Regions from separate parts of the Mus musculus genome. Here all the other regions are linked to region 1. The links are chromatin loops, found by intact Hi-C in ENCODE. Cell type or tissue: heart. All regions are shown on one strand. Each heading gives the region's core, and the rest is flanking DNA. Links, peaks and the distances in the headings are about the cores only.

Region 1 (10,042 bases), core at 2,540-7,539:
CAGACATAAAATTGTTCTAAAAATAAAGTCTACTTTTTTTTTTAAAGCATCAATGGATAGGTTAAAATAGCAGCAACCCATAGACAGGCAAACTTCACCTCTCCTGAATGCACCACAGATGCAGAGAGATGGAAAACATAAGAGCTTATGATAATTAGTAAAAATAGTGCTGGGCAGTGGTGGCACACGCCTTTAATCCCAGCATTTGGGAGACAGAGGCAGGTGGATTTCTGAGTTTGAGGCCAGCCTGGTCTACAGAGTGAGTTCCAGGACAGCCAGGACTACACAGAGAAACCCTGTCTCCAAAACAAAACAAAACAAAACAAAAAAACAAAAACAAAACAAAAAAGAAAAATAGTAATGATAATGGTGTGGGGGTTTTTTGTTTGTTTTTTGTTTTCTCTGTGTAGCCCTGGCTGTCCCAGAACTCTCTCTATAGACCAGGCTGGCTTCTAACTCAGAGATTCTTCTACTTCTGCCTTCGGAGTGCTGGGTCTAAAGGCATCACCATCACCATCCAGCTGGATTTTTTTTTTAAGCATAGCAGTTTTTAAAATGTGTTTACAGGTATTAATTTATATATCCTCAGAATAACCTTATGATATGCTAATTCTATCCTTCCTCCTTAAAGATAAGGAAACTAAAGTTAAAGAGTTTGCCTAGGGTTACATTGCCCCTGAGAGGCAGAGCTGGAATGGAGGTGGTTACTCTATAGTTAAACCATTCCCTACAGTTGGCTAGCTCACTAACAATGGTTAAAGATGAATGGATGAAGGAATGGACCTTGAGAACACTGACTTCAGCTACAGAACACCCACAGGGGATGGGGAATTGCTTTGTTTTTGCTTCTCCCTTTCCTCTTGAAAGATGACTTAGACAGGTAGTTTTAAGCAGCTATTCTCTTGGCCATGGCAGCACGGAGCCTCTGCAGACAGTGCAGTTTCCTAAGGTGTCATCTGCAAGGCAGTTCATGCCAGCCATCTGCAAAGGAAGCTAAAGGTTCCCAAATCAACAGCTCTTTTTCCCCACCGAAGACGATGTTTAAAACAGGAAAAGCCAGTTCTAAACACAGTATTTATGTTGGTGTCCAAGCTCTTCTTCCTAGATTGTTTTAAAGACAACAGAAAAAACCCCCAGGCTCCAGCTGGTGAAACCTAAATAAGGAAAGGTCAGATGTCAGAGCTGGCAGCCAGGCCTGAGTTAGGCAACACTGTACCTGGAAGGTAGAGTAACAGTGTAGCCAAGTGATGTCTCCATCAGAAGGCAGCCTTTCTACCATCTGCGCAAATGTTAAATATAGCTAACAAAAATATCTGTCTCATGAAGTGACTGTGGCTGTAAACGGGACATGGAGCGTAAGTGTTACTGTGCCAGCTTTGAATTCCAGAGACTGAAGTCATCTATTTCTATTACAGGCGGGAGAACACATGAATGGCCTCTTTCTAGATTCTGCATTGGAGGCCAGAGTGGTGCACTGGGTAAAGACATGGGCTGGGGATTCATCTTCCTGCCCTCGACTTACTAGTTAACTTCTAATGTTTCATTTTAAATTCTTCATCTGTGAAATGGGATGATAATAAAAATATTACCCACCTCATAGTTACTATGTATGAAAAAAATACGCAGGCAGATCAATGCCTGGAAGCTAGCAGAGAGGAAGTAAATGCTAGCAACCACACTTCTTTCCAGGTGATAGAGCTAAGTTTCTAGTCTACTGAGAATAATGAGCGTGTTTTTGGACACTGGAATGTTAGAGCTGCGAGGCCCTTAGGACACATTCCTAGTTCACTCTCACTTAATAAATGGTCACTAGGGAAGACCACTGCTGGCTAAATGGCCTGTCCAAGATTAAAATCTAGGCCTAATAATTCCAGTCTAGTGCACACTATTCCACACCAGCGTGCTTCCTCTTCATAATGAAAACTGTTGGGGAGGGTAGGGAGGGTTACTCATTGTTTCCTCTCTGCAAACCACCAAGGAATCTTCTAGAAAGAGCTGGAGAAGCTCTTTAGACATTTTGGAAGAAACAACACTCATCAAAATTTTCAGGACTTCCTGCCTCAGGTAGTACTTTTTACTTTTTTTAGGTGGGGTGAGTATATTTCTTATGTCCAAAGAATCTATACATAAACAATACACAAGACAAATACTTGAGATAATATTAATTCCTTTTAGAAACAAGCAAGTATTCCTCAATGGTGGAAATAATAACAATATTTCACTTACTCGATCTTTTTCAAGTGTGTGACACTTCACGCGTCTTTTGCTTTTTCATTCAATTATCACAAACTAGCTCTTCCACTTGGGTTCCCTGGAACTCACAGAGATCCGATCGCCTGCTTCTACCTCCAGTCCCGGGATTCAAGGCTTCAATATATTTTGGAGTTGTTTATTAGGCAATGATGCTAATTGAATAACACAGTATTTACTGCCTGACAAAGAAATGAGACTCACACAACACTTCATAATGTTATATGCATTCAACAGTCGATTGAGCAGGGTTTGTTATGTGTTGAGTGTCTGGGGTAACAATCACACCCATTTTGCAGCTGAGGAACAGAGGCATGAGAGAGATTAAGCTACTTGTCACAGGCATCTCGTCTGGTCACTGGCAGAACACATTGAAACTCAGCTCTGCATACACCCTAGCACTCCAGTCTCCCTCTGTATATACAGTTCTATTCTAAATACACAGCGGCCTGTTTTACAATAGGATCATCAGTATTTGGAACATTTTGACTTAATAGGACCCATTGTGCAGTTTTCAGCACTTCCTTCATAGGCAGAAACCCACATATCACCTTAGAAAAACTTCTTTCTCAAAAGAAAAAAGAAAAGAAAGAAAAAGCTTTGCCAGGCATGGTGGCACACACCTTTAATCCTAGCACTCAGGAGGCAGAGGCAGACGGATTTCTGAGTTCGAAGCCAGCCTGGTCTACAGAGTGAGTTCCAGGACAACCTGGGCTGCAGAGAAACCCTGTCTCTCACCCCCCCCCCAAAAAAAAAGTAAGAAAGAAAGAAAAGAAAAGCTTTTTCTCACCCTCCTAATTCAGGTAGATGCCAGCGCCCTTACCCTCCTCAGTCTGTACTTCCCAATCTACCACAGTATTATATAAGCTGAAATTCTTTTATTAATCTGTCGTAGATCTATCCTATTGCACTCTCTGACTTAAATATACACCCAGTGAAAGCAAGAACCTTGTTTGTTCTCTTCATTGTCATGTCTCTAGTACCCGAGTCAATGATCAAAACATGGCTGATGATCGAAAATCAATACTGAACTGAGGTGACTCATTGAATTTCCACTCAGTCTCAATGCCCACCAATGAATGTAAAGATAAAGAGCTCTAAAAACAAACAGCTGGGCAGTGATGGCGCACGCCTTTAATCCCAGCACTCGGGAGGCAGAGGCAGGAGGATTTCTGAGTTCCAGGCCAGCCTGGTCTACAGAGTGAGTTCCAGGACAGCCAGGGCTATAGAGAAACCCTGTCTCAAAAAACCAACCAAACAAACAAACAAATAGGGGCTGGGACCAGAAAAGAACCTGCTGCTCTTCAGTGGACTCAAGTTCAGTTCCCATGTTAGAGGCAGATCACAACTGCCTGCACCTCCACCTCCAGGGGGACTGACACCCTTTTCTGGCCTCCTTGGGCCACACATTTACCTAAACACACACACGCGCACACACACAGGGCTCCTCTAGCCTAAATGGTGAACTCAAATTCAATGAGGCTGTTTCATAAGGTGGAGAACAAGCAGAAGAGGAAAACACCCAATATCCTCTTATGGCCTAGTCATGTGTACCAGAAAACAGGCGGGCAGACACCACACTGAAGCACACACACACCACCAGCATCAGAAAAATCCCATACAGTAAAGGTCATAACACAAACCATCCAAAGCAGGGCTGGAATCCATTTATAACTCAACCAGTTAGTCAATTCAGCTGCCAAAACAAACAAACAAAAAACCCAACTGATGAGAAGGTGTTCAAGTTTAGAAATAGGGCTGGTAATACACGGAGTTGGGGGTCCTTACTTCCTAACCTTCATTGATAACCACTGATCCATCGCTCTAAAGAAATCAGTTTCTTCCAACACACTAGCTGAGCCACACCAAAACCAACTGTTGGTGACCTAGCAAAAGGTCTACCTTTCATTTGCTCTTTTTTCTGCATCTCTTGGGGGAATAGGGAACCGGGTCTTGGGGGTACGGGGGAACGTGGTGAGGAATCTTCAGACTCAAGCGACCACTACAGGTCACCAGCGACCCTTTTTCTTCTGGCGGAAAGGTGACGGTTCCTGAGGGCTTCCCAAGCGACCTATTTCTTCTGGCGGGAAGGTGACGGTTCCTGGAGGCGTCCCAAGCGCCTAACATGACACATGAATGGACTCTTAAACAACCTAGTCCTAATTTAAGGGCCATATCTTCTCAATCCCAAGAATTAAGAGCGCCCTCAAGTACAACTTCCTTCTCTTAAACCCTCTCCCGGACCTGGTACTCCTGACCCCGAGAAATCCACAAAAGCAGTTGGGGAAGATAAAAAGGAATCTAAAGTGGCCTAAGATACAGTGAGAAAATAAAGTGTTAAGAAGGCCCGGGGTCCGTAAAGATTACGGTAAGAATGAGGTCTGACCCTTTCCAAGCCCAGTGCGTCCGTCTGAAGAAGTGATGAGGAGCAGGAAACTGAAGCTCAGCAAACAGGTGGCCCCGAAACGAAGCGACATCTCCACGGTGGTAGTTGCACAGAGCCACCGGATTGAGGGAACAGGATTTCCAGCAGAAGCTCCGCTCTGCCCCCTTATCGCCGTTCAGCCCAACCCCTCGGATTCCCAGATTTTTTTTTTTTTTTTTTTTTCCTAGCCAAACACTGAAGGAAGTGATGTTAGACGGATGTGGGCGGTGCCTCGAGGGTCCGCTTTGGAATGGAGTAAGTTTAAAGGTGCAGATCACGTAGAAGGATGTGGGAGTACATCTCGAGTTTGCTTTCCCTAAGTCCTTGATATCCAGGCTTAAAGAAACAGCCGGATGAGGTGGCCCGAATTGGTGAGGGCTGGGGAAAGGTTCAGGAAAACCGTTGTTAATTACGTCTGACCTCTAGCCTAGCCCCTCCCTCCAATGGACCACTACACTAAATATTCAAAATGCAAATTATTATCTTTGAGATCAGCCTATCACAACAGAGGGCTTGGAATTTCCCGCCCCCTCGCACAAGTTAAAAATACTGGACAACAGCATTTCATTGTTAGATTTCTGTTTGGGATTCCAAAGAGACTCGGTAAGCCCGTTTCGCTGTGCACGCGTCTGTGTCTTGCAGGCAAGCACTTTGGAGAAGCGCTGGACCCTTCCCCCCACCCCCACTCGCATTCGCAGGACTTCCACTCAGGCATGATGCAACCAACTGACATAAGGTCCAAGAAAACCATGCTTGGGGCCTTTTATTGCACAACTGAAGAGGTAGTCCGAGGGAACTGGGACATAAGTCATCTCAAGCACGTAAAGTGTAAAGCTTCTTTCCGTTAAGTCTGTTGCTTTTTGTATTGGGTCGAGTTACTACCTAACAAGTCAACTGCCGACTTTCCCTCCTGATGAGAGTCCATTAGAGCTCAATGCTTAGTGAAGGACATCCAAGGTGTACAACCCGAACTAGACCCCACACCACCCTTCTGTTAAATCCAAGACAAAAGGTAAGCGCAGACACAATGGGACGCCAAGGGGACCGCCGCCTCCTCCAGGAAGCAGCCCGGCCGCCAATCAGAATAGTGAGGTGCGCGAGGCATGCTGGGCTTTGTAGTCGGGAGGCAGGCGCGCAGTTGCCGTACCCACCCCCACCCCGCCTCCCTCCCGCGGTCGAGGCGGGGCCGTGCGTCACGTGGGCCTCTCCCGCCGCCGCCGCCGCTGCCGCCGCGGTCTTTCTCTGTCTCAGCTGAGGCAGCCATCTTGCTCTTGCCGCGTGCTGGTGTTGGAGGACCCTCCCCGCTGCAGGTGAGACCCCCGGCGGGCCCGCCACCCCACGGCCTCCGGCCGCTGCGCACGGTCTCCCCCCGCCCTCCCCTCTCGACACCCGCCGTCCGCTCCGGCTGCCACTTCCGCCGTGGCGCGGCGAGTGGGGGCGGAGGCGGCCGGCCGGGCCTGTCGGTTACGGGCGGCGCAGCTGGGGGTCGGCACCTGAGGGAAGGTCCCCAGCACCACCGCCCGCTGTGGAGGAGCCGGGCCCGGGCTCTGGCCGCTCAGGTCCAGACCCAGGAGGGTAGAACCCTCCTCGTCCATCACTCATTATTCACAACAACAGTGTCAGACGCTTTGAGCAGCAGATCTGTTGTCATCTCTTTTGCTCCTCCCAAACTGAGGTTAGCACCCGGCCACCAAGCTCTTGGGGCCGAACTAGGTTGCAGCGCTCTTCACTTTGTAATAGAAGTGCTTGTTTACAAGTCTCTCTTAATTTTGAGACAGTTACCTATCCTTATAACCTCTTCACACTGCCTGATGATTGATCGCCAGGCACAGTGTTACACAGCTGGTGAATGGCGGTTTCAACTTCCGTTCCCACGTTCTTTCATTATACCTAATTAGTGGCCCTCTGGAAGAATGGTAACAATAGTTACCAACTACTGAGTGTCTTACCTGAACTTGATAATCTATGCTTTAGCCTTCAACTCAGTAAAGTATGCGATGGTATACTTTTTTTAATGCGGGAGAAACAAACACAAGTACAAAGAACCTAAATACCTTTCCAAAGCCCTAAGTGGTAAAACCTCACATAAAAAGTCAGGGCTGAAAATTCAAATTATTTTTATCTTTGTAAACATGATTAAAGTACTTGGATGCTTATAATTTGGGCATCCAATAAATATTGATTCATCTCTGTATACTCTTTTTGGAAGTCCTTGAGAAAAGTGCAGAAAGGATTCGTGGATATTCACTCAGTGATCATGTGGCCCTTGAAAGTCATTTCTCCCTTTGGGACACAGAGAGGAACTTTCCAGGCCTTCCAGGCAGCTAACAATTTTGTTTATAATTTATGCCCTGCTGCACTAACAGGTATCTGAGATGACCTCACACTTGAAACAAGAATGACAGGTACATTAAAGATATTAAGTAGGGATTAAACCAGGTGACCTTTTAGGTCTCAGGCTGAGTCTAAATGTCTTTTTCTATTAGAATCCTACACAGCCCAACTTGCTGTTGGACAAAAGGCCATATTTCTCCTTCCCCTGCTGCTTTAAGCTTCTAGATGCCCTAAAATTATGTCTTTTCCATAAAATACTCCTTAGGAATAAGATTTCTTAATTATACTGACCACCTGAAATGGAATTATTCTTTCATTTACACCATAAGAAAGAGTTAATTTGGGCTTTGCTTTTGCTTCAAATAAGTCTGGACTTTTTGTCTTATCTTTCCAACTGCCAACTCTTTTCTTTAGGAATGTTACCTAAAATGCAAATAGTCACAAAGGGCTAGTCCTGTGCTTAGTTTTAATATTCTCTCCTGACCTCCTTTTTGCAAGAAATTCCTTAAGTGCTGTGTTATTTCACTATAAGTTCATGGCTGTAGCTCTTTTGTGGATGTTTGAATGCAAGGTTGAGGTTTCTATCAGCACATTTCAGTCTGCTGCACAGCTAAGATTGGCACACACCTAAAAGACTGTTTGGATTCTACACACAACTCCCATGCAAAAGCTTTTACCTGCTTGACCATTGTGATACAATGTTGAACAAAGTGAGAAGCCATAGGTTCTAATTTTTATTTGTGAAATGGATTCAGCCTTACAGCTGCGATATATACAGGTCAGTTCTTTAAGTTCAGCTTCAGTACAGAATGGTTAGTAATTTACACGATCTTTTGAGTCTTCTTTTTTTCTTCTTTCAAATGTAAAGAACAGGATCCTTATCATCTGAATGATGCAATTACAAAGTTAGAATTAGGAAAAAAAAAGTTTAATAATAGCCTATTCCCTTATTCCCTCCTTCACATCTCAGTAATGATCTGTTAAGCCACAGAACAAGTCAAACAAGACTGTTAAATTAGCTTTTTTTTTTTAGCGCATGGTATGTTGTTTTCCAAAGCAGGAGTGTCACTGTCAAGACTAGAATTCATGATTTTAGAATGTCCTTAGAATCTTCAAAGGTCAAAATTTGCATAGCTTATTTTTTTGTCTTGCCCAGTAACTTAATGTAACCATGATACAAATGTAACAAGATACTATTTGATCTTTGTCAAATAGTACAGTGAGACATTTTGCCGCTGATGCAATAATATCTTGTTGAGTGTGACATTATCAGTGCAAGGTCTAGAATAAACTGGGGTGCTGCAGAATCAGTGAGTATTATTTGGGAATCTGGTAGCTTCCCACTATTAACACATCTGACCTTGAATAGAGGACGTGACTTGTTTGCTGACAGCCTGACAACTCCATTATTCAGTTTCTTCTTTGCCTAGCCTTTTTTTGTATGTGCCATATTTATTCTTTAAAAGAAATACAGAATGTGATTCCAGAGAAAATGATCTACTTGAAGGTTTTGCTAATAACATTTGGTAACTGTTCTCTGCTGTGAAAGTCTCTGCAAGAAAAAGCCTGCTTGCCTGAAGAGATTTCATAATTGGTTAGGTTTTTCTGAATGCCAGAGAACTGAGTCATGTGTTAGGAATGAATCTTTAAATAGGCAACTTTGAATCCCATTCATTTGCTATTTGTATATTTGACTCCCATGTGGTATTTAATTTTTTTAAAAAAATTGGTTTGTGAAGCTAGAACAAGTTACCACTATTTAAGAATAGAGACGGTATTGATATGACCTTGATGTTAGTGGATATTATATTAACTCAGTGAAGCAAAGCTATTGTTTGTATAAATGATTTTTTAACTTGGTAAAGCAGTGAATTTAACAAATCTGTTTTCCCCCCCCTAGATTTGCAACAGCATGAATCAAGAAAAGTTAGCCAAACTTCAAGCTCAGGTCCGGATAGGGGGCAAGGTGAGTGATTGCCGGAGAGTGTCACTTCCGTGTGCGGTGGTCCTTGAGTGCAGAATCTTTTCAGTGATTACAATCAGACCACATTGCTGTGTGTGTGTGATGGGAATTTGTCTAGATCTAAAGCAGGTAACTAGAAGATGCTTCTCTCCGATGGTGCCATGAAAATAGACCCCTTAGTTTGAATCCTCAACTTTTTATTTTGGTGTGTGTCTTTGTGTGTACAAATATATGTGGGCATTTGAGCATATGAAAGTGCACATGTATGTGGAGGCCCATGGGTGATGTGGGCTGGAGTTTTTCTCATTCATTCTCCATGTTATATATCAAGACAGAATCTCTTGCCAGCTGCTTCGAAGGGTTTCCTGTTTTCCATTTCCCACATGCAGGGATTGTTTTCCCTTTATTTGTGGTCCAAGGCTCAAGGAGAATACTGTATGTACCCTCATCTTTGCACACTGCAATATTTGCAAAAAGAGAAAGAACAAAACTTAGTTCATACATGGATCGCTATGTAGAAAAGGCAGAGAGGACAATATTAACAGGTTTTAACCATGCTTTTCATTGATCATAACCACAGATCTTGAGCAGAGAAGGGAAGAAGTAACTAGTACTTTTTTAAAAAGATTTATTTATTATTATATGTAAGTACACTGTAGCTGTCTTCAGACACACCAGAAGAGGGTGTCAGATCTCATTACAGATGGTTGTGAGCCACCATGTGGTTGCTGGGATTTGAACTCAGGACCTTTGGAAGAGCAGTCAGTGCTCTTAACAGCTGAGCCATCTCTCCAGCCCAGACTAGTTCTTTTTCTCTGATAAAGTTGGATGATGTCAGTTCATATTAACACACGGATAGCCACAATGGTCACATTGTAGCATATGCAAAACTCGAGTTTTGTAACAACTAGGTAAGACCTGGAAGGGACTGATGACCCCATCACAATTACATTTATTTATCTATTTAGTGTGTGTGTGTATGTGTGCATTGATATGTATGTGTGTGTGTGTGTGTGTGTGTGTGTATATATATATATATATATATATATATATATATATATATATATATA
Region 2 (10,042 bases), core at 2,410-7,409, 54 kb after region 1:
AAATTATAAAGTAAAAATTTCCCACAAGCACTTAACATTTTATTTATTCCTTTCTAAATATATGTATACTGGAACTGGAACAATGGCTCAGGAGTTAAGAGTCTGTATTGGTCTTGCAGAGGACTGGATCTGGTTCCTAGCATGCATGCCATTGGCTCACAGCCACTTAACTCTACCTTCAAGAGATCTGAAACCTCTGGCCCCTGAAGGCAACTATAATCCCAAGTATAGACTGGCACACAGGCACACACATAGACACATTTATTAAGAATAACAAAAATGAATCTTTAAGTATACTTTATATGTATAAAATAATTGAATCATACATTCTTTTTTACTTTATACTTTTATTAATTTGGTATTAAATCATGAGCAGTTTCAATGTCATTTAAAATAATTTAAAAACAATTAATGGGGGCTGGAGAGATGGCTCAATGGTTTGGAATGCTTACTGCTCTTGCAGAGGATCAGGGTTCAGTTTCCAGCACTTACATGATGTGGTTCAAAGCCACCTGTAACTCCAGGTTCGGGTGTCTGATGCCTTCTGGCCTTCTTCGGTACCTGTATGCATGTGATGTACATAAACTCACACAGGCACACACACATATATTACAAAAAAGATTAATAGATGAACAATATTTTTGTGGAGATAATGTAATTTATTTTAGGTTATCCTTCTATTTTTATGTCAATAACCAAAACATAATGAACATTTTTATATATCTTTTATATAGTTACTTCTTTATGTTCAATACCTATGCTGAAATTGATTTCTTAAAAAAAAAAATTTATTTTATTTATATGAGTACACTGTAGCTGTCTTCAGACACACCAGAAGAGGGCATCAGATCCCATTACAGATGGTTGTGAGCCACCATGTGGTTGCTGGGAATTGAACTCAGGACCTCTGGAAGAACAGACAGTGCTCTTAACCGCTGAGTCATTTCTCCAGCCCCTGCTTTGTTTGTTTGCTTGTTTGTTTTTAATGATTGTATTTGTGTGTGTGTGATGGGTGCATCATGTATAGAGGTCAGAGCATATACAGATCAGGGGATAACTTGCAGGTCTTCCTTTCTACCACGAGGGTCCAAGAACATCAGGCTTACAGCTAAGTCCCTTTACTCACTGAGCCATCTTGTAGGCTGCTTTATTCTTTTGTAGGGATTAGGATGACCTAACAAGCCCCCGGATGCCCCCAGGTTCCTTTTTCAGCTTGGGATGGATGCTTAACTGACGTGGGACCTGCTTTGGGGCTTATCTGCCTTACAAGACTCTGGATTTGGGGTTTGACTCTGGGCAGCATTTGTTGAGGGAAGAAGCTGTGAGAGATCACAGCTGTAAGCAGCAGGGTAGGTTCAGTTCTGGGCTACAACTCTCAAAGGGAATTCTTATTTTTAGGTCCTGAAAATTGAAAGCAAGCCTTAAAAAGTCACTGAGCAGGTAAGATGTAAGCTATCTAGTTCAGCTTGAGAGTAGCCATGTTGAGACCAGTTCTAGGGATACAGAGATGATTAAAACACTGCACCTGGCCCACAGGCTCACAATCTGATAAGGGAGGCATACAGGGAAATATGTATTGACCTTGTACTGATGAAGAATTATAACTTGGGAAAGTACAGGGTTAAAAAGAACGCAGATGAGATTTTATGTTTCTCTTTCAACAAAATTTATACAGTATATATTCTTATACACAAATATAAAATTTATTTATTTTACTCTCTTTCCCCTTTCCCTTCTGTAAACTTAAAATTTATTCAAATATCCTAGATCAAAAGGTTTGTACCTTTGTGTGCAGGGAGGTGTGTGAAAGGAGAAGGATAATTTAACAAAACAAGAAGTAGAATTTGTTAGGTTTTGTGACCAACTGTCCAGTAGTGAGTGCTAACAATTAAATATGATAACCAGAATCTGGATTAGGCACCTGTTAGATGATGATGTCACTGAATCTCTCTCCCGCCCCCATTTAAAATTCTGAGATGAGACTATTGGTATGTTGCCTACATTGGTATGCTTCCAACTCCTGGACAATAGTGATCCCTTTGCCTCAGCCTTTGAAGTAAACAAATATACAAGTGGATGAAGAGAAGCACTCCTGGCTTCACCCAAAGTTTAAAGAGCAAAGAAAATTCTACTAAAGATGATCCCAAACTTCCATGAAAACAGTCTTACAATATTGATTTTCTAAAGGATGTCAATTCTATAGACATGGAAGTGGGGAATTCTACAGGGGGGGGGCGTTAAGCTATACTTTAAAGTCATCGGAGAGTGGTGGAAATCAATGCAAACAGAAAGTGGCAGAATCAAGACAACTGACTTCGAGTTGAAGTGGTTTGAAACAGAAAGAGATCTTAGGCAGAAGAAAGGAGGCAGGTGAGAGATAGGTCAGGAGCTGAGAGTAAGATGAGGAAGCAGGAGGGGAAACAGTCTTGGATGAAATGGGAGCAGACAAAAGGAGACCTACTGTGGGTGCATGCATGCCTCCTGGGTAGTTGGTTCTCTCCTTCTATCTTGGGGTTCCAGAGATAAAACTCAGATCACTAGGTGTGGCCCTTTACCCACTGAGCCATCTGGCCAGCATATGACAGAACGATTTTAAGCAAGTTACTATCAAGCAGCTTCCCTCAGCAAGAGTTTGAATAGAAGGGAAGAACGTGTGAGGCAAGAAGAAACTGGTCCTGGGAACAAATGAATCATCTTCATGCTGTAGCTACACCCTAGACGTCCTGATTATTCACAAACAAATGTAGGTTTTCTGCAGTGGCAGTGAGCTTGGATTGGAAAGGACAGTGCCAATGTCATGTCAGGGAGCCAAACTGATGGAAATTAAAGGGCCCATGCTAAAGCACAAATGGTATCAATAGCAACTCACTCTAACAGTGTTCTCTTGTTACTGTAGAAAAGACTGCTATCAGACAGGAGACCCTAGGTTATAGGGACTCCTTGCGGCTTTTCTCTCGGTTGGATGCCCCTTGGTGGTGGTGCCGAAGTACTGAGTTCTTAGAGATGCTGTGAGGATGAATCACCATTTCCTCCGAGCTGGTTTCTGTCGTTACAAAAAGGGGATAGTGATTGTGTGTGTGTGTGTGTGTGTGTGTGTGTGTGTGTGTGTGTGTAATGTGACTCAGAGATAAGTGGCAAAGGCAGACTTGGGACTGTACAGGAACAGCTTTCATTGATGAGAAAAGAACTGCTAGGTTATATTTTTCTCTGGGTGGCTGCTCAATTATTACTTGAACAGCTCCTGGACTCCTTATGTAATTTCCCCATGTCTTGTTACTATTATCCCATAATCTAAGGTAAGGCAAGATTGCTTATAATATTTTATAATATTTTCATGCAGGAAAAATGTGCTGGTTCTATTTTGATATCTGCTGTGCTGTAGAATGTCAAAGGATCCAGTGTACTAGGTTCTCCTCTTCAGAGGAGGATGTTACATAAATGCACGAGTGAAATTCAGGGAAATTTCACTTAGACCAGGATGATGAGAATGACCTTTTGATAGGAACACACACACACACACACACACACACACACACACACACACGCGCACACGCACACACACACACACACACACACACACAGACACACACGAGCGGGGTTGGGGAGTGTGGTGGGATAAACACACACAGATGGGCACAATCTCCAGATTAAGAATGACTAAGTAAGTGTTAGGGTGTTCTGGAATTAACAAAAATTGGAACTATAGGCCCGTCCTTCCATCCCCAACCTTCACAACCAGCTAGGCAGGCAGGAGAAAACAGAGGTTCAAAAATATTACATAACTTGCCAGGGTCATAAAACTCTACATGATGTAACTGGAACCAGTGGCATCAGGATCTGCCTGACACCAAAGTCCTTGCTTGTTCCAGTATAGCTCCCAGAAACAAAACCAACCAACCAACCAACCAAACAAACACAGTATTTGGGAATTTGAGGGACCAGGGGATTTAAAATTTTTTTTTTCTTTTTCCTATTTCCCTTCTGACAGTCTTTAGTTGTGACGTTATGTTAGCATCCTAGAGGCTGGGCAAGATCAAACAGGAGGCATTTGTAAACAAAATGACTGCATAGCCTTTAATATAACCACAACAATTTCCTTCTTTCAGAGTTTTTATCTAGGATTTGATAAGGGGTGGGTGACCCAGAAGTGGTAGAGGTGGTGGCCAGGGTTAAGTTAGTAAAAGGATGAGTCTTTTCTTACCTTTAAGTTGTTTATCGGTTTCAGGACAACCCGTTGGTTATTCTCTTCTCTTTGTCAGCGTTTTTTAAATTTTGTTTTGTTTTGTTTGTTTGTTTTTTGTTTTCTCCCCCCTACTTTGTAGGTAAGGATAGGGTTTAAGGAATTCTATAGCACATTTCTGTAGTGAATCTGCACAGTAGCTCCAAAAAAGTTGAGGTCAAAGATGATTCCTTTATCTGCTTTGGGAAGGGATTGTGCATGTGCTTAGGAAAAGAAAAAAGGGATTTGTTCTGGGTCACGCTCCTTTCATACTGACGCACTGAGGGAATTAAAAGGGACCCCCTGTCTCCACGAGAAATGAACCGAGATTCCCTCACATTCCCGCTCTCGGAGACGAGTGACGAAAGCATTCACATACCTTCTTGGAGGGAAGAAAAAGGTGCTGGGGTCTGACGGGGGTGGGGTGTGGGGGGAGCCGACAGCTTCCGGCTCCCGGGAAGCCGCGTCAGGGGCGGGCCACGGGCCGCGGGCGGCGCAGGGCGCACGGGGCCCCGCCACCCCCAGGCCGCGCTGCCTCGCGTTCCCTGCCGCTCGTGCCCGGTGCGGCCGCCGCAGTCCCGGCGCCGTAGCGGGACGTGGGGTCCAGGGGGCGCTGTGGCCCAGCGGCGCGGGCGGCTGAAGCGGCCACCGCGGCGGCGCCCGAGGCTTCGCCGAGCCCGTCTGCCTGCATCGCCTCGGTTGTCCCGCCGTAAGCTGCGCCCCCGGCCGCGCTCGGCCGCGCTCGGCCGCGCTTTCCCGGACCCGCGTGGCTGAGGCGGCTGGAGGGGCGCTGGGCCTCAGTCCCGGCCGCTGAGACCGCAGCCCCCTCAGGAGTGCGAGGCTTCGCGGCGGAGCCCCGCTGAGGACGAGGCTCTCGGCTGAGTGACGACCCCCGGGCCATGGAGAGGCGGTGAGTGTGGCGCGCTGCGGTTCGGGGCTCGTCTGCTTGCGCCGCCCAGGGGTCCTGGCGCCAGCTATTGGGCCGGGCGGACGGAGCGTCCTGCCAGTGCGGCCGCCGCGGGCACCCCGGAGCTCTGGGGCCTCGGCCCTTTCTCCGTGGGTCCCCGGGAGATTGAAGGCGTGCGGGGGGCGACTAGGCCCCGAGTCGCCGGGAAGCCCTTAGCCGGGCCTGGGTTCCGGCGCGGCCGGGTACGTGAAGATCGGGCTGGCGGCCGCACCGGTGCCCTTCGCGTTTGTCCCGGGCGGGGCCGAGCGTGCCTTCCTTCCCAGGGCCCTTCGAGCACATCCCGGAGGGAGGCAGAGGACGCTTGTTTGCAAACAGCTTTGGCTTGCCTGCTCCGCGTACTGAGTCCTGCGGAGCCACCCCCTGGGTGGGGAGTGGTGAGTATTGAGGTGCAGAGAGTGCGGGGCACTCGGAGCCCCTGGTACTCCAGGAGTAGCATTCACGCCTCCCTTGCTGGAGACACAGCCTTTTGCGTCCTTTTTTGAGGTGAAATTTCATCACCTGCCGCTAGCTCATCCTTTCCTCCTTATGTTACATCTTGTCTCTGAGCGAGGTCTGCTTTGGAGAAAGCCCCATCCCATCTTTGCTATGCTAAGTTTCCTAGCTACTCACAGTTAAAAAAAGAAAAAAAAAATCTTTTAGGAAGATGTCTTTTCCACCTTTAGAGAGACAGGAAATGTTTTAATGCCCCAGTCCTTGGTACAAAAATGTTTTACTCAAATAGAGAACGGATGGCAAGAAGATTTTAAATCATACTAATTACCCTAATTGCAAGGACATGCCGAAAATGGGATATAAACTCAGTTGTACAAGAAAAATGATTTGTTTTGTTCTGGTAAGGATGTAAAAAAAAGTTAGTGATTGTAGTTTGACATTACACGTCAGATATTGGGTGCTTCTTGTTTATGATAAATGTGATTACAGGTTATTCTCATTTTTCTACTATATAGGACTTATATGTACATCTAGAACGTCAATGCATGAAAATATGTATATATAGTAGAAAATTTGGATACGCAGAGAGGTACTATATTGGCTTTCAATATGTACTTAATAACTGGAGAGAGATTACTAGTAATGTCATATGTTTTGATGGTCATTCAAAGTTTACAGTGAGAGTGTACTGATTTATAAAATTATTATTATATTTTGGAATTAAATTAAGAATGCCTGACTGGTCCACTTTACAGCCAGACATTTGTTTAAAATTTATAAAATATGTTACTAATTATCAGAGTTAGAGCCATCAGTTAATATGCATAGTTACCTGTAAGACTCCTGACTTAACCTTCCTACAGAGCGTGGGAATCTCCTGAGGTCTAAGGGGGTCATCATGTTGATGAATTTTGAGGACCCATTGTGTTAGTGTTGTAGCCTTGCCTTTGTCAGATCTTGTGTAAGCATTTTTAACTGTAAAACATTGGCTTGATTAGTATGTTGGTTAACTTAGGTTTTAAAAGTCGAATTCTTTTCTCAGTGTGTCTCTAAAGACCAATGTTAGAATTGGGGGTACTGATTAAAATATTCTATTCCTGGTCCCCTAAATCAGAATTGTAGGTATAACTCGAAGATCTTGATTTTTTTAAATCAACCTTCCTGATTCTTAGTACTACTAAATTTGGACATAATTGATAAAAGAGATTCGCTTAGGTGGACACAATTGTCCTCTCTCTAGCAAAACTATTACTCTTAAGTGGCTTACAGATGGTCTTCATAGCAACAGATAATGGTTTTGTAATGCAGATAGAAAAACAGCTGTTTCAGTCAACAAACATGGTAAGCCTTTGGTGGGAATGTTAAGGAAAACTATCTGGTTATTCATCTTGGCAATGAATAAATGTCAATATTGTCTGTAAAATGCTGTTAGGTATTTAGAAGGCTTTTAGAAGACAGCATACAAAAAGTATTGTATAAATTTTTAAAATATAATTTTAGGTGATAATAATATCAGGTTCTGTTTTAGGTGTTCTGGGAAATACAAAAATGACCAAGGTTTCTGCTAGCAATTAGCTAATTGTGGAAGCAGGACAAGTTTAATTAACTGTTACATGGCTGGGTCAGAAAAGTGTTGTAACTGAGTGAAATGAGGTAGATCTCTGCTTAGGGCTTCTGTGTCTCATCCAGGATCTTGCCCTTCAAGATGCATCCCTAAGGAATGGGAGGTCACTCTAGAAGAGGACTTGCTTAGAATGTGTAAGCCCCCCAGTTTAATTCTCAGAATTGAGAAAAAAATCATATGGAATGTTCCTTTATTTTCCAATTCCTGATTCAATGTTTTCTTTAAAGAAAGAGTAGCATGTGTCGCTTGGGAAGTACTAGTTTTATATTAACTCCCTAGTGAAGAAAGAACAAGTGAATGAGTAGGGATGAACTCATTCCTTCCTCTGCTGCTAAGCTGCCACTTTTATTCCATTCACTGAAGTTTATTTGGCTCCTCTTATGTGCTGGCCACAGACTGGTGGTTGCAAAGTACAAAGCTTGATTAAAAGATAATTGCCTAGATTTTAGTTTAAGTTCTTTTGTTTCTAGGGGTGGTATATACATGCTTTATGATTATTGATTGCATTGCATGCTGTGGTACAGAGTGTGGAGTCAGATGTGAGGAGCAATGAGATACTTAGGCTCTGAGTTTCTTATACTTTCTTGTAGTAATGGTAGCCCTTCCAGGGAAGTGGGCCGTTTGTTTCTGTGAGGTGCAAGTGATCATAGACAGGAAAGAGAAATGGTCATGCCCACTTTTCCTTTTGGAGAAAAGAAAAATAAAAGCCAGAGCGTGTGTACACTGTGTACTTATAGCTTGTCTTCTTGCTTTTCTTTGTTTCTTTCTTTTTTTAAGATTTATTTATTTTTATATATATGATGAGTACACTGTAGCTGTCTTCAGACACACCAGAAGAGGGCACCAGACCCCATTACAGATGGTTGTTAGCCACCATGTGGTTGCTGGGAATTGAATTCAGGACCTCTATCCAGTGCCCCTTTTCTTTCTTTCTTTCTTTCTTTCTTTCTTTCTTTCTTTCTTTCTTTCTTTCTTTCATTCTTTCATTCTTTCATTCTTTCATTCTTTCGACTAGTTCTACTTTTGGATTTTTGAAAAAAATTTGATGGGAAAATTTTTATTGTAATGTGCACATATTTTTCATTTCCTCTTTAACTAAACCAATATTCTCTATGCCTGGGATAGACGTGTTACTTTACTTCCAGCTTTACATTGGTCTTCACTTTCACTTCATTTTTGTATATTTGCCCTGCAGTGTGTGAATTAGTATATAGAGTGACATTCTTGGTATGTACTTATCGTTGGAAAATACCGAGTTGCAGATGCTGGACAAAAATACTTCATGTACTTTAGTTTAAGAACTGAAGAGTACTACTCAAAACATAGACTTTTCCTTATAATCTATAGTGATGAGAATCAAAGTTCTTTGTTTTTTTTTTTTTTTAAGATTTACTTATCTATATGACTGCTCTATTTGTATGTATGCCTTCATGACAGAAGAGGGCGTCAGAACCCATTATAGATGGTTGTGAGTCACCAAATGGTTGGTGGAAATTGAACTCGGGACCTCTGGAAGAGCAGCCAGTGAGCCATCTGCTCACTGAGCCATTTCTCCAGTCCCAAGTTACAAGAATCAGAGTTCTTATAACTTACATACATATACATTTATATGTGTATGTGTTTGTGTGTGTGTATATATACACATACATATGTGTCTTATAACCTTGATCAGTCTTGTTTACACTCTTTTAAGTCTTTATTCGTCTATAAAATAAAGCTAATAGTATACATTTTATAGGATTATTGTGAGGATTAAGTAAATCAGAGCTTGTTCTATATATAAATAAGCATTACTCTAGAAATGGAAAGTATATTTCTTTGAGTTTTGAGAAAGTTTAAAAGATTATTCATTATTCAGTTTTCTGCTAAAAAATAAAGCTAGCATGACCGATTGCAAAGATTGCCAAATTAAGGATGAGACAAGTTTACAGAATTAGTATTTTGATTATATAGTTAATAGAATGTCTCATGCTTCATCATAAATTTTATTTAATGAAATACTTTGAAATTGTTATTTATAAGTTCTCCATTTTATAAATTAGGTAGTGCTTTAATTTTTTTTTCTTTCTTTCTGTAAGGTCTGATGTGCCCTGAGCTAGCCTAGAACTTTCTGTAAGGTCTGATGTAGCCTGGGCTAGCCTAGAACTTGTGATGGTAGCTGGGGATGATCCTGAACTTCGATCTCTCATTCTACTTCCCAAGTGAGGGGATCATAGCCAAGAACCACTGTGCCTTGCTGAATTTATTTTAAATAGTCCAACTAAGAGACCTGAAGTATTGTAAAAATTTGAACAGTATGTATATTTGTATTTATACCTTTCAGAACTTTTTGGAAAATAAGGTAAAGATAAAAATCTCTAAAGGTATTCAAAGTCAAGAAACAGTTTTTGTTACACAAGGGAAAAATAATTTAATGTACATTGATAGGAATCTTTAAGCAATGAAGATTGCTTCCACAACATTAACTGTAAAGACTTTAAACTACAAATGAATAGTACATATATTTCAGCCAAATTTAGAATATTAGGGAAGGGTCTATTTTTATGGTCTATGTCTTGATACAAATTAATGTATACATAATTTACCCATCTAAACTATAAACTTTAGTGGCTTTTACTATAGTCATAGAGCTGTATAAATGTTGGTATTATCTAATTTGGAACATTTTTATCACTTCAAACTGGTATCTATTAGCAGTCACTCCCAATATCTTTCTAATTCCCCCAGCCCTGGACAAACACTAATGTGTTTCTGTTCTAGAGACTTTCTTATCAATTCTGAACACTTGATATAATAGAAT
Region 3 (10,042 bases), core at 3,375-8,374, 840 kb before region 1:
GTGCGGCCTCCCCCTGGCCGAGGCCGGACTGTGATTCGGCGCCTCACGTGCTTAGTCATACGCAAAGCACCGCCAGCCTCAGCCCAGCTCAGCACACTCCATAAACCGCCTGGCCAGCAGCATTCCTAACATTGTAGGTTTTCCTCTCACCAAAATACCTCCTCGTGGACGGTCTCTCACTCTCAGCCTTATGGTAAAAAGCCGCTTACATACTGTCACTCCCTACCTGGAACCTCCTATTTCTGAGTCTGCAATCTCAGGCACAAACACTGAGGTATCCAGCAGACAATAATATGTCTGGAACATAGAAACTCAGAGGGTGAGGATTCAGACCTCAAAAGGATGCTGAACATTTTTAAGTTGATATTTACGGGAAAATATTTCTACTGCAATATCTACATTTTTAGAGCATTACATGTAGAAAACTTGAGTACACTTTCACATATTTTATTTAAAATATTTTCATAAGTAACGGTATGGTACACTTACTCATAATTTCTGAAGATTTCAACTAATGGTCAGAAATTAGCAACCTTTGTACCTAAAACATCCAAAACCTATATGACAATTTGTAATTGCCATCTAGGCCAAGGAAGGGTGACAATATATTCAATCTTGACACACACACAAACACACACACACAAAGTAGGAACTTACAGACTTTTAAAGGACACATCCATGCCCTGGAAAGTATGTTAAACTCTGGAAATGTTAAACAAAAATAAGAACTGATGAAATCACCATAAAGAATTCATGCCTAAGCTTTTTAAGCTAGGAGTGTATCCATTAAAAAAAAAAAAATAGAAAGACTGAATCAAATATTCAATCCCTTGAATGCAAAGAAGTGTGCTATTTATGTTAAGATCTTGATTTGCTGGAGATGAAACTCAATAGTAGATAGAGCACTTGCCAGGCATACACAGGCTCTTGGTTAGATCCCTAAAACCACCAGGTGGAAAAATGGATTCCATGGTTCTCTTACTAAAAGCAATCTGGCATACAATTCTGTGATAACTTGTATGTTTTTTTTATTTATTTGTTGTATTTTATGAGTGTTTTGCCTTTGTGTGCATATATATGTACCATATGGTGCCTGGTGCCCATGGAGGCCAGCAAGGGATGTGTGAATCCCTGGAACTGGAGTTATGTATGGTTATAAGCCACCATGTGGGTGCTGGAAATAGAACCCTGGTCCTCTTCAATAGCAAGTACTCTAAATCACTGAACCTCCCCAGACCTATAAAGTGAACTTGTTTTAATGTGCAGAATCAGCTAAGTAAGAAATAGAAACCCCTGAGTCTGATGTGCTGATCCATGCCTTTAATTCTAGCACTAGGGGTGCAGAGGCAGGCAGGGCATAGAGAGTTCCAGGCCAGACTGGGCTACATGGTGATACTGGTTTTTGTTTTGTTTTGTTTTGTTTTGTTTTGTTTTAAAAGGCAACAACAACAACAAAACTTTGTAGTCTTTTTCCTTGCTGTACCTAAAAGGAGAGATTCTGAAATTGTCATAAATAGGAATCATGAGGTGAAACCCAATGTCAACAATATAAGTGAGGCAATCCAATAACCCAGTTAGCATGGGCCCTCAGAACAAAGCAGGTATTCAGTGTTATATATGGCCAGGCTAATGAAACCCTGCAAAACTGACAAGTGACTACCTCAGAACTCATTCAAACACTACGCACATTCCTCTTTCCCTTCTCTCCATCTGAAAATTGAAATAATACAATACATGCAGGGAGATGGGAGTAACGACCCCGATATTCAAACATATGAGGTTTCAGAATGATTTCCCCAAAAAATTAGCTGTCGAAACATGGATGAGTCATTCAACTATTACTAATTTCAACTCCTGACAAGATCGTTTCAGGAGATAAATGAGAAACTTCAAATCTTTGTGTAAAATTAGCATACATTTCATAGCATTTCTGTGTTTGAGACCTAACTTTGCCCCTTTCCAACCTCTCTATGAATCTTTAATCTCTCACTCAAAACTAAGAAAACTTAGCAGTTTCAAACAGTGAGTGACATACTGCATAGGAAAACTGCCCATAGCCTTAAAGCCTCCTAATGTGCTAGCTGTTACTCAGTATGCTCCTCCTCCATGTTCTTCCAAGGCCTCCCCTTTCATTACGCTTAAGCTAACAAGAATGCCTGCCTTTTTCCCCCAACCATGGCCTTTAGTACTTTAACAAAACACAGTTCTGGCAAATTCTATGAATTTTTTCCTGTAATTGTTTAATCAACAAATGGTTTATCTCCTTCTACAGGTTGAAAGTTTCTTGATGGTTATAAACCATTTCATCCAGTATTTCTTTTATATTCATCAGGGTACATCCATAACAAAAATCTTGGGTTCATACTAATAATTTGAATTTTTATTGTTATCTCTAGCCAGGCATGGTGGTACACACATTTAATCCTAGCATATGAGAAGCAGAGACATATGGGTCTCTGTGAGTTCAAGGCCTGCCTGGTCTACAAAATGAGTTCTAGGACAACCAGTTCTGTTACATAGAGAAACCCTGTCTTGAAAAACTGAAGGAAAAAGAAAAGAAAAGAAAGAAAAAAATGTACAGAATGAAGGGCAACGTTGTTTTGTTTTGTTTTTTAAGATTTTTGTCTAGGGTCATGAAATAAAGTGAAAGGACTAGGACGCAAGTCGAGGTCAAAACTAGTGCTCTTCCCACTTTCCCTGGTAACTCCTTATAGTATCACCCTCCTTGCAGCCAAGTTTATAAAGTAAATGAAAAGTTGTTTCTTACATATGGTCTAAGTATTATGGTTGAATAACCAGCATCCAGAATAAATATCTACTACAAAAAAATTGAAGGGAAAACAATATGTTTTTCATTTTTCTAAAATTCAATTCTGAGAAAATTTCACTGCAGTGACACAAATCAAGAGAACAGAAATTCTTTTTCCATAAGTACACGAAATAATTTTAATCTCATTTTATATTCCACTAAAATAGACTGTGCCCTAATTTAAATATAATCTTTTAAATCTTCATGTAATTTCCTCTTTCTAAAACTGTTTTTTAAATGTCTGTATTTCATTTTTCAAGTATCAATAACTTATTTGTGCTGGTATTGGTATTTTTTTAACTGTGTGGACGTCAGTGTAGGTACACAGAGAGGCCAGAGACACCAGATTCCCATGGAGCTGGGGTTAAAGGTGGTTGTGAGCAACCTTACACAGATCCTGAGAATCAAACTCAAGTCCTCTGCAAGAGAATTTGGGTTCTTAACCACTAAGCCATCTCTCCAGTCCCTATTTAACTAAATTTTCATTTGAAATTATTTTGGATTTATAAACTCCAATGACACGCATAGATCCTGATAATTTTGAAGAATCAAGAACTTTATAAACTATGCCTCACCTCGGTCTTGCCTAATGTTCCTCACATTTACACCCAGTTTGCACTAGGCATGGCAGCATATACCATTAATCCCAGAACTTAGGAAGAGAGAGTTTTCAAGGAGAGACCTTACTTCAGGGCGCGGGGGGGGGGGGGGAAGGACTACACTGGGTTTGTGGATCTTGAGTAAAAATATTTAAAGGTCTTTCTCATTATGTGATATTGGGGTCTTCATGTTATCAAATTACTTACTTTGGTATTAATTTTGATCCTGTGATTGAAAAAAACAAAGTTGTTTGGTGTTTTTTTTTTTTTTTTTAAGTTTGTGTTGTTGTTTGTGGTTATTGGGTTGGGTTGGGGTTTGTTGTTGCAGTTGTTGTTTCCAGGCAGGGTGTGGTAGCTATTCTTGGTTGCTAAATTGACTCTATCTGGAATGAACTACGATCCAGAAATGGGTGGCATACCTGTGATCCAGATCTTTTTTTTTTTTTTTTTAGATTTATTTATTTATTACATGTAAGTACACCGTAGCTGTCTTCAGATACTCCAGAAGAGGGAGTCAGATCTGGTTGTGAGCCACCATGTGGTTGCTGGGATTTGAACTTCGGACCTTTAGAAGAGCAGTCGGGTGCTCTTACCCACTGAGCCATCTCACCAGCCCCTGTGATCCAGATCTTGAAGCTAGAAGATACAAGCTTTTGATCCAGATCTTGAGGCTCAAGACACAGGACTTTAATCTAGATCTTGAGGCACACTTTTAATCTAGGCCATACATTCTGCTTGAGGCCTACATAAGGACTGGTGTGACTGAATATGCTTGGCCCAGGGAGTGGCACCAGTAAGAGGTGTGGCCTTGTTGGAGTAGGTGTAGCCTTGTTAATGGAAGCGTATTACTGTGGGGGTGGCCTTTGAGAAACCCTCCTCCTAGCTGTGTGAACCCAGTCTTGTCCTAGCACCCTTCAGATCAAGTTGTAACTTCTCAGCTCCTCTTCTGCCTTGGTGATAATGGACTAAGCCTCTGAACCTGTAAGTCAGCCCCAATTAAATGTCCTTTTATAAGAGTTGCCTTGAGCCAGGCATGGTGGCACATACCTTTAATCCCAGCACTTGGGAGGCAGAGGCAGGCAGATTTCTGAGTTCGAGGCCAGCCTGGTCTACAAAGTGAGTTCCAGGACAGCCAGGGCCATACAGAGAAACCCTGTCTCGAAAAAAACCAAAAAAAAAAAAAAAAAAAAAAAAAAGAGTTGCCTTGGTCATAGTGTCCTTCACAGAAATGGAACACCTAAGACAAGGATGATGAAAAACGGAAGGTTTTCTTCTTCACCTGCTTATACTTACTCGCCAACCTTATTGGAGCCCACTTCCTCAGGATTCCAGCTTATGCAGAAGTCCAACACTAGATTCTTCAGCTTCTTATTCACAGCTGGCCATTGTTGAGTTAGTTGTATTGCAGCCTGTAAGTCATTCCAATAAGTTATCTTTAGAGGGGGGAGGGGAGGGAGGGAGGAGAAAGGAAGGGAGTTCTGTAAGTTCTGTGACTCTAGAGAATCCAACTAATAAACAGGGTTTCTCTGTATAGCCCTGGCTGTCCTGGAACTCACTCTGTAGACCAGGCTGGCCTCAAACTGTCTACTTCTACCTCTTGAGTACTAGGATTAAAGGCTTGCACCACCACTGTCCAGCTGATAACCAAAGGTGTTTTTGTTGTTGTTGTTGTTGTTTGTTTTTAGTTTTTGGCTTTGGTTTTTCTTTTTTGTTTTTGTTTTTTTGTTTTTTGTTTTTTCCAGACAGGGTTTCCCTGTGTAGCCCTGGCTGTCCTGGAACTCACTCTGTAGACCAGGCTGGCCTTGAACTCAGAAATCTGCCTGCCTCTGCCTCCTGAGTGCTGGAGTTAAAGGCATGCACCACCAACACCCGGCGGTTTTGGTTTTTCGAGACAGGGTTTCTCTGTATAGCCCTGGCTGTCCTGGAACTCACTTTGTAGACCAGACTGGCCTAGAACTCAGAAATCTGCCTGTCTCTGCCTCCTGATTGCTGGGATTAAAGGTGTGGGCCCGCCCAATAACCAAAGTTTTTAAATAATGTTTCTTTCTTAGTAGATAACTCACGAGACTAATATTACTACCAAGTTAAATTTCTGTTTTAGTAATCAAACAAGTAGTTCATCCAATGACTTAAAGAGTCTGGTGGGTGATCCTAGACTCCAAGCTCACGTTGTGAATTCAAGCTCTATACTTGTTGACTTTAGATTATAATTTCAAATTTCCTTCATAAAAAATGAGACTAATTATACTTACTTCATAAAATTTAAATAATATGTGTATTATATTTAATAGCTGCAAAGCACTGTAAGCATCGCTAATTAATATCATAATTTAAGCTTTCAAGATGTTTACTAGCATTTTATTTTCTTACTTTTCAAAACAGGATTTTTCTGAGGAGTTCTACAAGTAACCTTTGTAAAAGCCTGTTGGGTCTCATAAATAAAATACCAAAGCCACAAGTATAAGTAATTTTAAAAAGGTCCCCTAGGGGGCCACCTCTGTTATCTATAAATTCAATAAAGAGGAAGATTTTAAAACCAAGTTAAGAATGTATAGTTACCTCATCCACATTCCTCAAAGCTAATCATGTAGGAACTCTTCGTTGACTGGAGTCAACATGGGGAAAACATAAAATAATTTGACTAAACCATACGCTTGCTGTAAGTCCTTTAAAATGATTATGAACTACTAAAGGTCCCTATGACTCTTGGTACTCAGTATCCAACTATGCAAGATGCCCTTTAAGCATCTGAGGGACATATCATAACTATGTTAAAAAAAACCTGTTACTTTCACTATAATACAAGTATAACATGTTATAAAATATAAGCTTATCAGCAGGGTAGTAGTGGTGCATGTCTTTAGTCCCAGCACTAGGGAGGCTGAGGCAGATGCATCTCTTGTGAGTTCAAGTCCAGCCTGGTCTACAGAGTGAGTTCCAGGACAATAAATGCTTATCGAGGACAGATACTCTTAAACCTACCTCAGTAAACTAGCTCTCACAAAATAAGAGATTTTTACATACCTAAAACTCCAGAACTATCACAAAAAAAAAAAAAAAAAAAAAAAAAAAAAAAAAGTCCCGCCGGGCATGGTGGCACACGCCTTTAATCCCAGCACTTGGGAGGCAGAGGCAGGTGGATTTTTGAGTTCGAGGCCAGCCTGGTCTACAGAGTGAGTTCCAGGACAGCCAGGGCTATACAGAGAAACCCTGTCTCGAAAAACAAACAAACAAACAAACAAACAAGTCCCTAAGAAACAGTTTTTGGGGGCTGTAGAGATGGCTTTCCAGTTAAAAGCACTTGCTGCTTTTGCAATGGACCAGAGTTTAGTTCCCAGCACCACCCACATAATACAGTTGACAATGTATCCGGGGATCCAATGCCTTCTTCTGGCCTTTTGGAGTGTACACACACACATTTTTAAATTTATTTTTTACTTTATTATTATTATTAGTAGTAGTAGTATCATTTTTTCAAGACAGGGCTTTTTGGTATAGCCATGGCTGTCCTGGAACTAGCTCTGTAGACCTCAGTAGGCCTCGAATTCACAGAAGTCCACCTGTCTCTGCCTCCCAAGTGCTGGGATTAAAGGTGAGTACCACTACCACCTGGCCAAATACATTTTTATTTATTTGTTTATTTATTATATAAGTACACTGTAGTTGTCTTTAGGCACACTAGAAGAGGGCATCTGATCCCATTACAGATAGTTGTGAGCCACCATGTGGTTGTTGGGATTTGAACTCAGGACCTTCGGAAGAGCAGTCAGTGTTCTTAACCACTGAACCATCTCTCCAGTCCCACCAAATACTTTTTTTTAAATGAATTTTAAAAGTTAGTGTTTGAACAAAAGCAACTGAAGTTATAAGAATAGAATTTTATTGAACAGCTTTTAGTCCTCTTTTAGTGTGTGTGTGTGTGTGTGTGTGTGTGTGTGTGTGTGTGTATTTTGAGACAGGCCTTCTCTCCGTAGCTCTGGCTGTCCTGGAGCTATCTGCAGACCAGGCTGGCTTTGAACTCACAAATATTCATCTTCCCTGACCTCCCAGGTGCTAAAATGAAAGGCATGCACCACCATACCCAGCTGCTTTTACTCTTTTTTAAAGATTTATTTATTTATTATTAGCTGTCTTCAGACACTCCAGAAGAGGGCATCAGAGTTTGTTACGGATGGTTGTGAGCCACTGTGTGGTTGCTGGGATTTGAACTCAGAACCTTCAGAAGAGCAGTCGGTATTCTTAACCACTGAGCCATCTTACCAGCTGCTGCTTTTACTCTTATTTGCAGGTTCTATATTTTTAAGTTTTATTTGTGGGTGATGGGACATTAAAATCTTCAATGCTTAGGGTTCCCCCAAACCCTTTTTAAAAATATTTGTGTATATGAGTACACTATTGCTCTCTTCAGACATACCAGAAGGGGGCATCGGATCCCATTGCAGATGGTTGTGAGCCACCATGAGGTTGCTGAGAATTGAACTCAGGACCTCTGGAAGAGCAGTCAGCACTCTTAACTGAGCCATCTCTCCAGCCTCTCCCCAAAGGTCTTAATACAACACGGTAGAGTGGGGAATACTTGTAATCCAGCCATACCAGGGTGACACAAGGTTACAAATACTAAGCCAGTCTGGGGTACATAAGGAGCAGTAGGCTAGCCTGGGCAACAGCACCCTAAACATTGCATTTTCTTTACTCAGTAATTCAGCAAAGATATTTTATTTGATGAAAGTCATAACACATGTACATCCATTTTTATACAGAATGCCCACAATTTTATTCTTCCTCGTTACCATATTTTCTCCAAGCAAGACACCATTAATTTCCAGAAAGCAGTGTTTGTAAATTTGTATTAGTGCTAGTTATCACTTTAACAGTGCCAATCTCCTATCATAGCTTCCAGATAACTAAAAACTCAGAGTTCCCAGAATGTATACATGGAATACAGTATACATGGAATCCTAAATATTCTGTTAAAATGATTTTTAAAGAAGTTCATCCCCTTTGTTGTTACCTGATTCACAATATTCAGCTTTCGATACCTCAAAAATTAGCTCTAATCTTTTTCTTAACAACTTAAAGAAACACTGCCAAATTCTTGTAGTTCCAATTTTCCCTAACAGCCAACCTGTTGCTAAATGACTATCCAGATGTCTCTGGCTTGTTTGAATACTTTCACTTTACTCCAAGGAACTGGGTTACAGATGTTACTTGAGGATATATGTGCAGTGGCTGGTTCTAATTAGACCAATATTTGGGGGGGAGGGGAGGCGGAGGGGGGGTTTGGTTTCATTTTGACCACTGAATGCAACCATGCTGGTGTTTTTTTAAAAGCATAAAAGTATAGAAGGCAATAATCTCATATGCCTACAAGAAGACGTGAAAAGTACAGAAAATTGATGAATATGAAATATATGGATGCACTGGTCCTTTTACACTTAGACCACCATCCTCACCTCCACCTAAAAACAACCAATCCTCGGTGTAGTGAGTGAAAGAAATCCCCCAATAAAGACATAGCCTTTTTAGAAAACCTTTCTAACTCACTGTAAGCTTTGTTTAAAGTTAATTGCATTTCTCCTTTTCCCTCAAGACTAGAAGTTCACATTTTCTAGACCCTGAAGTTCGTCGGGATTTCTTGTAATATGCTTTCAGTTCTCATAAAACTCGGTCTACAAGACTTCTCTGCCCTGTGGTGCTGTCAGTTGTGTCGCCTCTGCAGCCCTGGCAATGACCTGACAGGTGCCAAGGCCTGTGGCAGAGCAAAGGAGTCCAGCAGCCCCGGGCCAGGCCACTCGAACTCGGCGAGCCTGGTCGGGGAGCGCCGAGGAGGGTGGAGCTGCCCGGCTCCAGCAGAGGAGATCCTACCCGTCAGCTGCAGGGCCGCCGAGCCTCTAAGGGCCTCCGCCCGCACCCGCGGCCTTAGTTACCACCACCGGGGTCCCGCACGGTAGAGGCTCCCACTCCAGCCAGCCCCAGAACAGCAGGCCAGGCCGGGCCGAACCCACCCCGCTTCGGCAGGGGAGACTAGCGAAGCGAGAGGGCAGGCGGGAGCGCCAGCGAACCCAGGCCCAGCGCGGGCAGAGAAGGGCGCAGGGCCGCGAGGGCGGAGCGAGCGGGCTGCCGGCCACTGCGCCGCCAGGGCGTTGGGCGGGGCGTGGGCGGGGCCCGGCCTTCCCGCTCCCGCGGCGCCCTAACTCGGCGGAGCCTCCTTAAAACTCTGCCGTTAAAATGGGGGCGGGTTTTTCAACTCAAAAAGCGCTCAATTTTTTTCTTTTCAAAAAAAGCTGATGAGGTCGGAAAAAAGGGATAAGAAACCGGCACAGTACCTTCAGAGGCAACCGTAGCAGCAGTTGCTTCAGCGGAAAAAGAAGCAAAGGAGGGAGGGAAGGGAAAGATCCTAAAGGAAAGACGCGCAAGTGTCTGTAGCGGAGAAGGGAGCGGCGATCAGAGATTTGGGGGAGTCGGACTACAAAAGAAACTGTCAGCTGCGGCTCGCGACCGGCCGGCGCAGCCTGCCTCGGCTCCGGAACCCAACTGGCTGGCAGCCGCTGTCCTGTCCGCGGCACTGATAGGGGCACAGGCCGGAGGACCGCCAAGAACTAACTGGCCAAGTGGCACCGAGCGCCCGAGCTGC

The links. A loop is a pair of places that touch in the nucleus more often than their neighbours do. Peaks named below come from ENCODE experiments on the same cell type or tissue, not always from the same donor. Only the 100,000 strongest peaks of a DNase experiment are listed, where the experiment ranks them.
Region 2: it touches region 1 in a loop (3-fold over the local background); 6 of 42 quality-filtered maps call a loop at or near these places.
Region 3: a loop joins it to region 1, with 6 times the contacts of the local background. A loop is called at or near these places in 3 of 42 quality-filtered maps.

Annotation. Positions count from the first base shown.
Region 1 is chr4:108,829,451-108,839,492 of GRCm38, reverse strand. Btf3l4 (basic transcription factor 3-like 4) reads left to right here and starts at 5,853. Exons shown (of 6, transcript NM_027453.3): 1 at 5,853-5,985; 2 at 8,910-8,975. The coding sequence starts at 8,922. Txndc12 (thioredoxin domain containing 12 (endoplasmic reticulum)) reads right to left here and starts at 4,815. Exons shown (of 7, transcript NM_025334.3): 1 at 4,637-4,815. The coding sequence starts at 4,727. In heart, for the core only: a CTCF peak has its summit at 4,786; DNase peaks (open chromatin) are centred at 4,352, 4,902 and 5,842; H3K4me3 peaks cover 4,389 bases; H3K27ac peaks cover 4,027 bases.
Region 2 is chr4:108,775,540-108,785,581 of GRCm38, reverse strand. It overlaps Zfyve9 (zinc finger, FYVE domain containing 9), which reads left to right and starts at 4,743. Exons shown (of 19, transcript NM_001384118.1): 1 at 4,743-5,129. In heart, for the core only: a CTCF peak has its summit at 4,833; DNase peaks (open chromatin) are centred at 4,791 and 5,241; H3K4me3 peaks cover 2,101 bases; H3K27ac peaks cover 1,497 bases.
Region 3 is chr4:109,666,319-109,676,360 of GRCm38, reverse strand. Cdkn2c (cyclin dependent kinase inhibitor 2C) reads left to right here and starts at 9,605. Exons shown (of 3, transcript NM_001301368.1): 1 at 9,605-10,042. In heart, for the core only: CTCF peaks have their summits at 5,892 and 7,799 (motif pointing right); no DNase peak of the experiment used is centred there.